2 separate regions of the Homo sapiens genome follow, and region 1 is linked to region 2. A link is a contact called in ENCODE Hi-C or POLR2A ChIA-PET data. All regions are on one chromosome and are shown on one strand. The core of a region is the stretch at or near the end of the contact, and the rest is flanking DNA. Distances in the headings are between cores, read along the strand shown.

Region 1 (5,139 bases), core at 1,070-3,569, 36 kb before region 2:
CCAAAGTCATTTTTTATTTCTGGAGCAAGGTAGCAGACTCAGGGGGGTGGCAGGAGCTGCCAAGCTAGCCCCCAAATTTATAGCAAGGGTGTTAAACACTGTGGGTGATCAGTGGAGTTGACATTGCAGAAATTCCCCAAATGAAAATTCCTTGTAGGTTAACTTTTAGATGAACTTTAAAAAACAGGGGCAACAGACCCTCAATGGGCTATTTCAAGTGTTTCCAATTTCATTAACATGATTTAAGCAAAGACTCCCCCTTGCCTCCCTGGATGCTAAATTAGAAAACATCACTATTCCTCTGCCCTTGTGCCTAGTTTGCAAACCAGTGGGTTTATCTGGTTGTTTTCCCCAGAGTTGGAGCACTGCAGCTGTTTCCATAGCACTGCGGCCCACAGGGAGTTGTGTGTTGGGGGCTCAGTTGTTGTCTTACAGAAAAAAACCTTGTAAAGGCAATTCAGCAAGCCACCCTTCTAGCACCAAGAGATACAATTCCTCTTCCCGGGGCTGAGATGGAGAGATACAGATAGAGAGAAAAGAAATAAATAAATAACCAGTTTCTCTTTCATTTAACTCTCAGAAACAGCCTCTGGTGCTAATTATTTCTGCTGTAGATTTTGTCAGACTTTGAATCCCAATCCTTTTGCCATAGGTGGTATATTTTAGAGATGCAAAATGATATAAAAAACAATCCACTTTCCTGAAAGATAATTTTGTGTACATTAAACAGACACATTAAGCCATTTACAAGAGAGTTGTTTGTTCTCAGGGATTTGGAGGAAATCTGAATTTCTAATTCTGGGCTCTTTAATAATTTTCAAAAGAACTGAGGCTAATGATTAAACGTCTTTGAACTTCCCCAGGCTGTCTTCTATCCCATGATCTCAAAGCATTTGAAAAGGAATAGAATTCTTTACCTTGATGAAATCAGCAGGAGAGTAGAGGAGACACCAGCCCCACCAGGAGCTTTGTGGCAGAATGGGGGAACGTAAAGTAAAGAGGCTCAAGAAAAGTGCACAAGGTCACTTTCAGAGCTTCAGATGTGGAGTTGAATGAAGAGCCTTCATACCAGTTCTTATTTCACAGCCTTGGCTGCTAAGACTTGGAAAGAAGGCCAAAGAGAAAAGAAAACCAAGGTAGGACTTAGTTAAGGATGTCTATAATGAGATTACACATGACATGCAATCTTATCTGGCTCTAGTGTTTAAGGATTAGAAGAGATCAAGTCTAGCAATGGTGAACTTTCATCATCTTTCATCAGCTTTCATCTTCTGGGTTCATTCTGATTGATCAGTAGCAGCTACAGAGAATATTTGGCCAAAGATTTAAGGTTCAGCAGCAAACAGTCATAATGGCTCTGCTCTAAAGAATTCCGAGGGCTGGGTGCAGTGGCTCACGTCTGTAATCCCAGCACTTTGGGAGGCCAAGGCAGGTGGATCACTTGAGGTCAGGAGTTTAAGACCAGCCTGGCCAACATGCTAAAACCCTGTCTCAACTAAAAATGTAAAAATTAGCTGAGCATGCTGGCAGGCACCTGTAGTCTCAGCTACTTGGGAGGCTGAGGCAGGAGAATCACTTGAACCTGGGAGTGAGAGGTTGCAGTGAGCCGAGATCACGCTACTGGACTCCAACCTGGGTGACAGAGCAAGATTCCATCTAAAAAGAAAAGAAAAGAAAAGAAAAGAAAGAAAAGAAAAGAAAAGAAAAGAGAAAAGAAAAAAAAGAAAAGAAAAGAAAAAGAAAAGAAAAGAAAAGAAAAGAAAAGAACAATTCCATGACTGACTAATGATGCCTGCCATGAGTGCCAGCTTGGAGGGTGGTAGTACTAGTGTTATTTGTGCCTTAGCTACCTGTTCTAGGTCACATTCCCTAAAGTTTACATTATGTGTGATTAAAGTGGGGCTTGTCCAAGGTCATTTGGTCAGTTTCAGACATGTCTCCTGACCCTGTCTAGTATTTGATACCCCAGCTGCATAGGTTAGACCTCAGAGAAACAGCAAATTTGTCAGCTTCCTGTAGCAGCCTTCTTTTTCTTTTCTTTTTTCATATTGCAGCCTGACTTCAGATTTTTCCATCTGGAGACTTTCTTTAGTGTTTGGAGAGCAGAGGGGGTGGATTTCAGAGCCACAGTGATTCTACAGACAAACAGAAATGCAAGCACAATTTTCCTGTTTGTTATGTCCACTCTCAAAATTCTCTTTGCATGAAGCACACGCTGATCACAGCCCTCCCACTGCAAAGCCTTCCCCTCAGCCCACTCCCGGGTTCTTTCTCCCAATCGCTGCAGATGCCTTTCCCTGTGCCCCACTCCCCCGGCACTGTAAAAAGCTTTTGGTGGGGGTTGATGCGTCATCATTTCCTTCCATCATAGCCTCACCTTCTATTTCTTCCTGTTTCTCCCTTAATGTTCTTTCTCTTAGCTATTCATGCTCACATCTTAATGGCTGTGCTTACAGAGATAAATACATTTTGCCTCTGACCAAAAACAGTTTCTGCCCTGACTTGAATTTAAAAGCCTGCCAGAATTGCAGTGGGGAGCAGAGGCAGAGTCCTCAGTTTCATCCTGGGAGCCATAAAAGTTTTCTAAGAGTTTATCATCTCCATCAAGATGAAAATGGGATTTCAAGGCTTCAAATAGGAAAGATAAATAACAAGGAAAACTCCAGCTTTTGTCAAAGCAAAGTTCTCTTTACCAGTTTTATGAGTCTACCTGTTGTGCCTGCACCCTGGCATCTGTTTCACTGTGGTATCAGACAAAGCCTTCTCCAGGAATTTATGCAAACCTACGACTGGATAGAGAATTTCAGGCAATTGGTAGAGCTTGGAAGACGGCTGACAAGTCATATTCTTGGGCCGTAACTCACTCTCAGACTCCTCATTCGTTCCTCAATTCTTCCTCTTCCCCTTCCAGCATAATGGGAATTGGAATAGAAAGCCCTATTAACTGTAAGGCCTAGGCTGTGATTTATAGGACATTATAACAAACGGGACTATGGTTCGTTGTACTTGGCTATCTTTTGCATTTGAGGTGGCCAGGATTCTTTGTCAGGATTAGATTTTGCCCCCTTGGCCTCAGTAAATGGCTGCATGCAACTAGGAAAGGCTCAGCCAGTGTTTCCAGCTGCTCAAGATGACCCCATGTTTCCTTTGAGGAAAGCAGTGCTATAGAGCACCCATGTGCCACTCTGGATGGCCACGAAAGTGCCCAGTGAGTGCTCCTTGGAACTTGTTTCTGATGTGAAAGTTTTGGTGGGAAACTCGGGGAGACATATTACATCCTGGTAGGAGGCACGTCCTATGGATTTGCCCTTGATGCTTCTTTTTCCATTGTCCTGGCTTAAGCCCTGTGACCCCTTCCTTCACTCATTATAGCAGCTACATGTCACTCTCCTCATTTGTCCCATCTCCCCGCTTCAGTCCATCTTTCATGCTATTGCCAGATGAATTTTCCCCAAAGCCAGCTTTGCTTAGGTTTCCCCATGGCTCAGAGACCTTCAGTGGCTTTCCAAGGTCTAAAGCCCAAACACTTCAAGCAAATGGTCAGGGCCCCTATCCTCTTTCCAACCTGTCCTTCTTCTGCTCTCCTCCATGCACTCCATGTGTTCAAATCCTACCTCATCTTTAAGATGCAGTGCATAGTGTTTCCTCCTCTGAATCCATCAGTCTTGGAGAGTATTCGCATACACTTGTGAATGTGACTTATCCACTCTAAAGGCAATGAGGCTGAGTGGTTAAGAGCACAGGCTATAGAGCCAGACTGGCTGAGTTTGACCTTTGTTCTGCCATGTACTAGTGTGACCCTGAGCCAGTGACAGAAGACAATCGTAGTACTTACCTCATAGGGTTATTATGCAGATTACATGACCTAATATTTATAAAGTACTTAGTACAGTAGCTGGGGCAGACTAAGTGTTGTATACATTGTTAATAAAACATAGTAAACTGTAAGTTCACTGAGAGTCAGAAACATGTGGTTTAATTTTATAATCCTCTTTGTCCTGTGCTGGGCTGAAACAACCTTGAACCAGATTGCTGTGAAAATGAAATTTGAAGAGAGAGAGAGAGAAGAAATATATGTGAAAGCACATTGTCATATTTTTATTCAATAATCAATAATTCAATAATCTTATTGAGTATCTGGAGAGACCAGGCTCTCTGTTGGGTAATTGTTGATCAAAATGGAATGAGATATAAATCATGTATAAACACATTGAGTATGACTGTGTAGAAGACAAGTGGCAAACATTATTCTTCTCTTGTCCCCATGTTACAGGTGAGAAAACCAAGGCTCAGAGAATCTTTAATAGCTTAGGTGAGATCACACATCCAATAAGCATCTGAACTGAGATTTAAATCTGGGATCTCATGACTCGATGACCCAGGCTGTTTTCATGTTACCATGGTGCTTCTCATTCAAGAATGAGTGAAGGAATGAATGGGCATAGGAAAGAATGAATGAATGGGAAGATCTCAAACATACGTGGCTCCAGAAAGAGAGCAAACCAGAGGCTTGCCATAGAAAGTGAGTTGTAAGTCAGCTTGGGCAGGTAGCAAATCCCTGAAGCCATAACCATTTGTCCAGTCGAGCATTCACTATGGTGGTGAGATGGGGCAGTTTCATTGCCTCCCCTTTGGGGACCACCTTGCTACCCCTAGTGTCATACCTCAGTGCTCTCCAGTTATTTCCCTCTGTGGCAAGAGTGGCTTTATTTTCTTCTCTTTTGGGTATTACCCAGGACAAACAGTGGATGTGACGATGGATGGTAAAGGTACGTCATCATTCCCTCTTTGATGTGCTTTCATCATAATGGGCCTATTTGGAAGGTTTCCATAAGTACAGGAACAATGCCTCTCCACTGGGCTTCGTCAGCCACCAATGATCCGAGCACCAGGGAAAAAGTCTGGAGTGATGCTGGCTGGTTTCCATGGCAACCACGGCTTGCCTCAACCCTGCACACATGCTGCCCTCTTTCCAAGTAGGAATGTGTTTATTTATTATTGGTCCAACCTGGGAGTGCCTGTGCAGCTGCATAGGTGTTGTCCCTACCTCTGCCATTGAGGTCATGTTCTCAACTGGGAGATGAAATCACAGCTGGGTGATGGAGGCACGGTATTTGCTCCACCAGGAAAAGCTCTCAT
Region 2 (4,865 bases), core at 1,836-4,335:
GATGCCATGGGGTTGAAGAAAACAGGCCCTGTAGCCAGGCTGCCTGAGTCTGAATCCTGGCTCTACTGTTCACCAACTGTGCCTGCGTTCATGTCCCAGCTCTTCCATTGACTAAGCCTGGATCAAGAAATAATCCCTGAGTTCTAATCTGTCATTCAGGTAATTGCGTTCTTATGTTTCCTTTTGTCATTTGGCCTTCCAACTTAGTTGGGATGATGGTGGCTGTCACTTTATCTCTTTGGCCTCAATTGTTTCATCTGTAAAATATTGATACAAGTAATGTCCACATTATAGGTTGTTGTAAGGATTAATCCTCATTTAACTCATTTACAAATTTTATGCATTATATATGTATATATTATATATACCTTCATATATATGGAAAACACTTGTAACAGCATCTAGTAAGCACGAATGATGTGGATAGATAGACATATCTTATAGGGTTGCTGTAAGCCCTAGAGACTTTGCATATATATTGTCTGGCAATAGCAGACACTGAATAAATCTTAGCTATTATTAATAATTATTATGTTGATTGAACTGTTTAATAATAATGTGATTCATCTAAATAGAGCTTTATAGTTTCTGGAGTTCTTGCTGCCAATATGATCCTTCTTGAGCCCTACAACCACTCAGTGATGGGGCTCCTATTCCTCTGTCCAGTGGCTCTCAGGGAAGGGTTGGATGCCTCTCCAGGGTCTCCTGGCCAGGTGGTCATTAGCAGGACCAGGGTGTGAATCATAGTGAGGAGCTTCCCAGTCCAGGGCTTGTTCCACATCCTCTCTTCCCCCATTCTAAAGGCCTCCCAGCCATTTGTCACAGCCTCATTTGAAATGCCTGTGCTTCTCATCTGTAATATCCTGATTGTCCCATTAATCTCCTTTAAGCTTCATGAAAAATACAAGGGGCTGGATCAGGAAATAGCCACCAAGTTCTAATTTTGCATTCAGGGGATTGTCTTCCATGGACGTGAAGAGACTGATGTTTCCCATTTGGCCTTTGCCTTTCCAACTAAGTCGGGGAGAGCTGTCATTTTCTGAATTATCAACCAGTTTACAAGGTGGCATCTATATTTTGCCTCTAATGTGTCTGTACTTTTGTTGCTTCTCTATCTTCATATCATCCTCTCCCTAGTAGATGTTCTACAGTACTGCCCAGAGGGAGTGGTAAGAAATGTCTTTTGATAAAACCTTAAAAGCTTAAAACTTCCAGTCACTTTCTTTTGCATATTCCTTAGACCCTGGCCATAGGCCAGTGCTCACTACAGAAGGAGCAGTGTTTGTTTTGTTAACACACACACACAAACACACACACACACACACACACACACACCCTGTACTGCAAGATCCTAAATTTTAGACTTAGTTCACTGTTTTATATGGTAGCCACTAGACACGAGTGGTTGTTTAAGTTTAAATGAAATTACAGGTTCAGTTTCTCTTTGCATTAGCCACCTTTTGAGTACTCAATAGCCATGTGTGGTTAGTGGCTACCATATTGGGCAGCACAGATAGAGAACATTTCCATCAATCACAAAGTCATATGGGACAACATTTACCATAAAGGGGAAAGGGAACGGGAATGGGCACATGAGTGTAGTGTTCAGTTAAGTAGCATCACGGGACAACAGATGTGAAGTAGTCCTCTTAACTCTCTGCATGTATTTCCTCTGTGATTTCCAAAGGACCACTAACCAGGAGAAATAAGAAACTGTTGTTTTCTGACCCAACACCAGCATGCAATGAAAGTAGGATATTTTTCATTCTATAGAGAACCGTCAATGTGTATTTTGTTATCTGATTTGAACCCTGCACGCGGACAGCACATTTCACGTGTTTTAGCCCATTTGTGGCTGGCACAGGTGTGGCCAGAAAGCCAGCATAGGATCTTGTTTGTGTTTAAGAGAGAAGTTCAGGGAGACTATTCAGGCACATTGTCTGGCAAGTCTAGCACTGGTCAAACCCTCATAAATATTCCTGTCCAATCTGAACTTGAAATGTTCTTGTTGTGGACACCTTTGGTGAGCCAGTCTACTTGAGGACAATCCAGTCTACTAGTTTAGCTTCAAAAAGCATGCACTAGAAACAATTAGAAGAACAGGGTTGCTTTTAAAGCTATCAGGATGGTGTTTGCTGTTGTTTTGTTGTTAAATATCAATGGGTTACTCAATGGTAATAGATCTAAAGAGATGAACATTGTTACATGAATATTGCAAGAAATTTGTGGATCTCTTGGGGACCCTCCAGACCTAGTTTTGAGAATGACTCATATAAACAATTTGCAGAGTCTAATTCATATACTCAGACTAGGGTTCTGAATTCTTTTCCCCCTGGGAGGAAGGAAAAACAGAGGATAACATTGGTTATCTGGGGTAATAAGAAAGCAAGGGGCAGACTACAGCTGCCCTAAGATCTGAGATCTGAGTGACAGAGCCTAGTTCAGGGAGGGGCTGACATGCTGCTGAAATGGGCTTATCCAGCCACACTCAGAGCTCTAGTGAGTATCAGGGTCATTGTGTTCTAAATCATCTGTGGCCAGCTTACCAAATAGGCTGGAGTCTGGCAGAGAATATCTATAGAATTTTCCACAAATCAGAAATTCTGGTTTCCAGAAGGATAAACTTCCCCAAATATCCTGGTGGTCTTGAGTTAATTGTGGCTTCCTGGGAGTTTCTGTCGTTGGTAAGGGTCACATTTTCATTGTCCCTTGACCTTTAGTCTTCTCAGAGTTGACTGGTAACATTAAAATGAGCATGTCTTCACTTCTGTCACTTACAAAGCTCTTAAAAAATTTATAATACTTTAAACATATCACAGTAATAAAAGCAATCGTATCTCTTTACATTGTTGCAGTCTTTTGGATAAAGTCCCCTGAAAGCATTGTCCTGGTGGTTTTCAAACTTTTTTCTTTGATCTTTCAGAATCTTTGTTCAAATGACATCTTGGCTAGACTCCAACATATAGCACAGATAAAAATGGAGTTGGGACTGCAGGGAGAGAAAGGGTGGAGCCCAGCTCACTGGACCTCTGCCTCCACCCCCAAACCACCCTCTAGCCTTTGAGTCAACCACTGAGTCACCGGTGAGCAATCCCTGTGGTTGCCCAGAGCATCATCCCACTAAGTCCTCATAATCACCAGGCATGATTGTGAGGTCATCACAGTGAATTGGTGCACCCCTGGAGGTAGGAAGGCAGCTGAAGAGGGGAGAGAGACACCCTCCCCACCCCCATATGAGGATGGTCTGTGATGATATGCATGCAGGGGAAGGGACTTATCCAAGGTCCCTGATAGATAGGGACTGGAATTTTGGCAGTGTCTTTTCTAGAGTAGAACAAATTTATCAGTTGAATTTGCTGTAGTTCTCTGAAGGTTTCTTTGGCCACATTAGAATTTTTGAGCCCTGGCATCCAAGTAGGCCAACTTCAAAATGGCTGTGTGCTCCACTCAGAGATTCTGCTGTGAAGACTGGCAGGAGATTTTTTAGCCTATTCTGAACTCCAACTGTTCCAGTTCCTCTTGCTTTCCAGAGGTGTGAGCACCTGGAAGCCCCTGCTCTGGTCTACACCCCAGGCTCAAGATTCATCCTGCTCACTCAGCCACTCATGCTGTCACCAGTGATAAAACTGTAAGTGTCAGCAGTTGCATTTGATTCTTGCACAAGAAATAGTTACCCTCTAAAGACTTGTTCATTCTTGTGCCTGTAAAGTGTGGTGTGCCCTATGCATCAGTATTCTTGCCTATGAAATGGGCATGTAGGCTGGGCACAGTGGATCATGCTTATAATCCCAGCACTTTGGGAGGCCGTGGCTGGTGGATCACCTGAGGTGAGGAGTTTGTGACTGGCCTGGCCAACATGGTGAAACCCCATCTCTATTAAAAATACAAAAATTAGCCGGGTGTGGTGGCAGGCGCCTGTAGTCCCAGCTACTCGGGAGGCTGAAGCAGGAGAATCGCTTGAGCCTGGGAGGCAGAGGTTGCGGTGAGCCAAGCCGAGATCGTACCACTATACTCCAGGCTGGGTGACAGAGCGAGACTCTGTCTCAAAAAATAAAAGAAGAAATGGGCATATAAATAGATCTACATAAGACTCACTGGAAGTTTAGAGCTCTTTAAAAAAATGGACAACAAAAAGTTTTTCCAAATAAATGTTGATTCTGGGCCTGGAAAGTTTGAGTGGCTGGCTTCTCAGAGACAGTTACTACCATCCATGCTCTTTAAAGTTCCATTGCTCTTATTCTAACCTTGAAATCAAAGAAACCAAAGCTGTGGTTTCTTGTCTGACCTTGGCTAATGATTTTCTGATTGACTCTACATGCAAAAGAACTGCTGATAAGTTTCTTATAGGGGAGAAAAGATGATGGGGAGAAAAGGAACTGAGTTCATTTCCTAACCTCAGTTTCCCTGCTTACTCACCCAGTGGGTTGGGAGCCACTTGCTGGGTCTGAGTTTCCATAATCACCATAGAAATGGAAGTAATATTATCCTTTTGCCCAGTCGATGGGAGGATGGAGGAATGTCTTAGTCTGTTTGGCCTGCTGTAACAAGATACCATAAACTTGGGGGGCTGATAAGCACATTTATTTCTCACAGTTCTGGAGGCTGGAAAGTTCAAGGTCAAGACACCAGCAGATTTGGTGTCTGGTGAGGGCCCGCTGTCTGGTTCATAGATGGCACTTTCTTGCTGTGTCCTCACATGGTGGAAGGGGCAAGGCAGCTCTCTGGAGGCTCTTTTATAAGGGCATGAATCTCATTCATGAGAGCTCTGTCTCCATGACGTTATCACCTCCCAAAGGCTTCATCTCTTAATATAATTACATTGGTGATGAGGTTTCAACGTATGAATTGGGGGTGGGCAGGCATAA

Evidence for each region. A loop is a pair of places that touch in the nucleus more often than their neighbours do. ChIA-PET counts read pairs that join two places held with the same protein, here RNA polymerase II (POLR2A). Pooled maps may share reads with other maps.
Region 1: a map of endothelial cell of umbilical vein shows a loop between it and region 2 (4-fold over the local background). The contact joins the enhancer-like site here to the promoter of KCNMA1-AS3 in region 2. A Hi-C loop is called at or near these places in 6 of 168 maps with a recorded cell type or tissue (MCF 10A, PC-3, aorta and 3 more), 1 of 37 single-sample maps with no recorded cell type and 5 of 50 pooled maps. POLR2A ChIA-PET finds 5 or more read pairs at or near these places in 4 of 52 experiments (AG04449, IMR-90, MCF 10A and 1 more).

The regions. Positions count from the first base shown.
Region 1 is chr10:77,384,156-77,389,294 of GRCh38, reverse strand. The region is part of intron 2 of KCNMA1 (potassium calcium-activated channel subfamily M alpha 1); the gene reads left to right. Among named protein-coding and RNA genes, the nearest start is that of KCNMA1-AS3, 36 kb to the right of the region's middle. Within about 2 kb of position 2,319, at least 6 of the 41 ENCODE cell types and tissues checked have a DNase peak (open chromatin) inside an H3K27ac peak, as active enhancers do; they include IMR-90, PC-3, ascending aorta and 1 more, where a contact is called at or near this core.
Region 2 is chr10:77,349,092-77,353,956 of GRCh38, reverse strand. KCNMA1-AS3 (KCNMA1 antisense RNA 3) reads right to left here and starts at 3,085. Exons shown (of 6, transcript NR_126365.1): 1 at 2,547-3,085. All of the region lies in intron 2 of KCNMA1 (potassium calcium-activated channel subfamily M alpha 1), which reads left to right. RefSeq lists an enhancer at 2,484-3,683.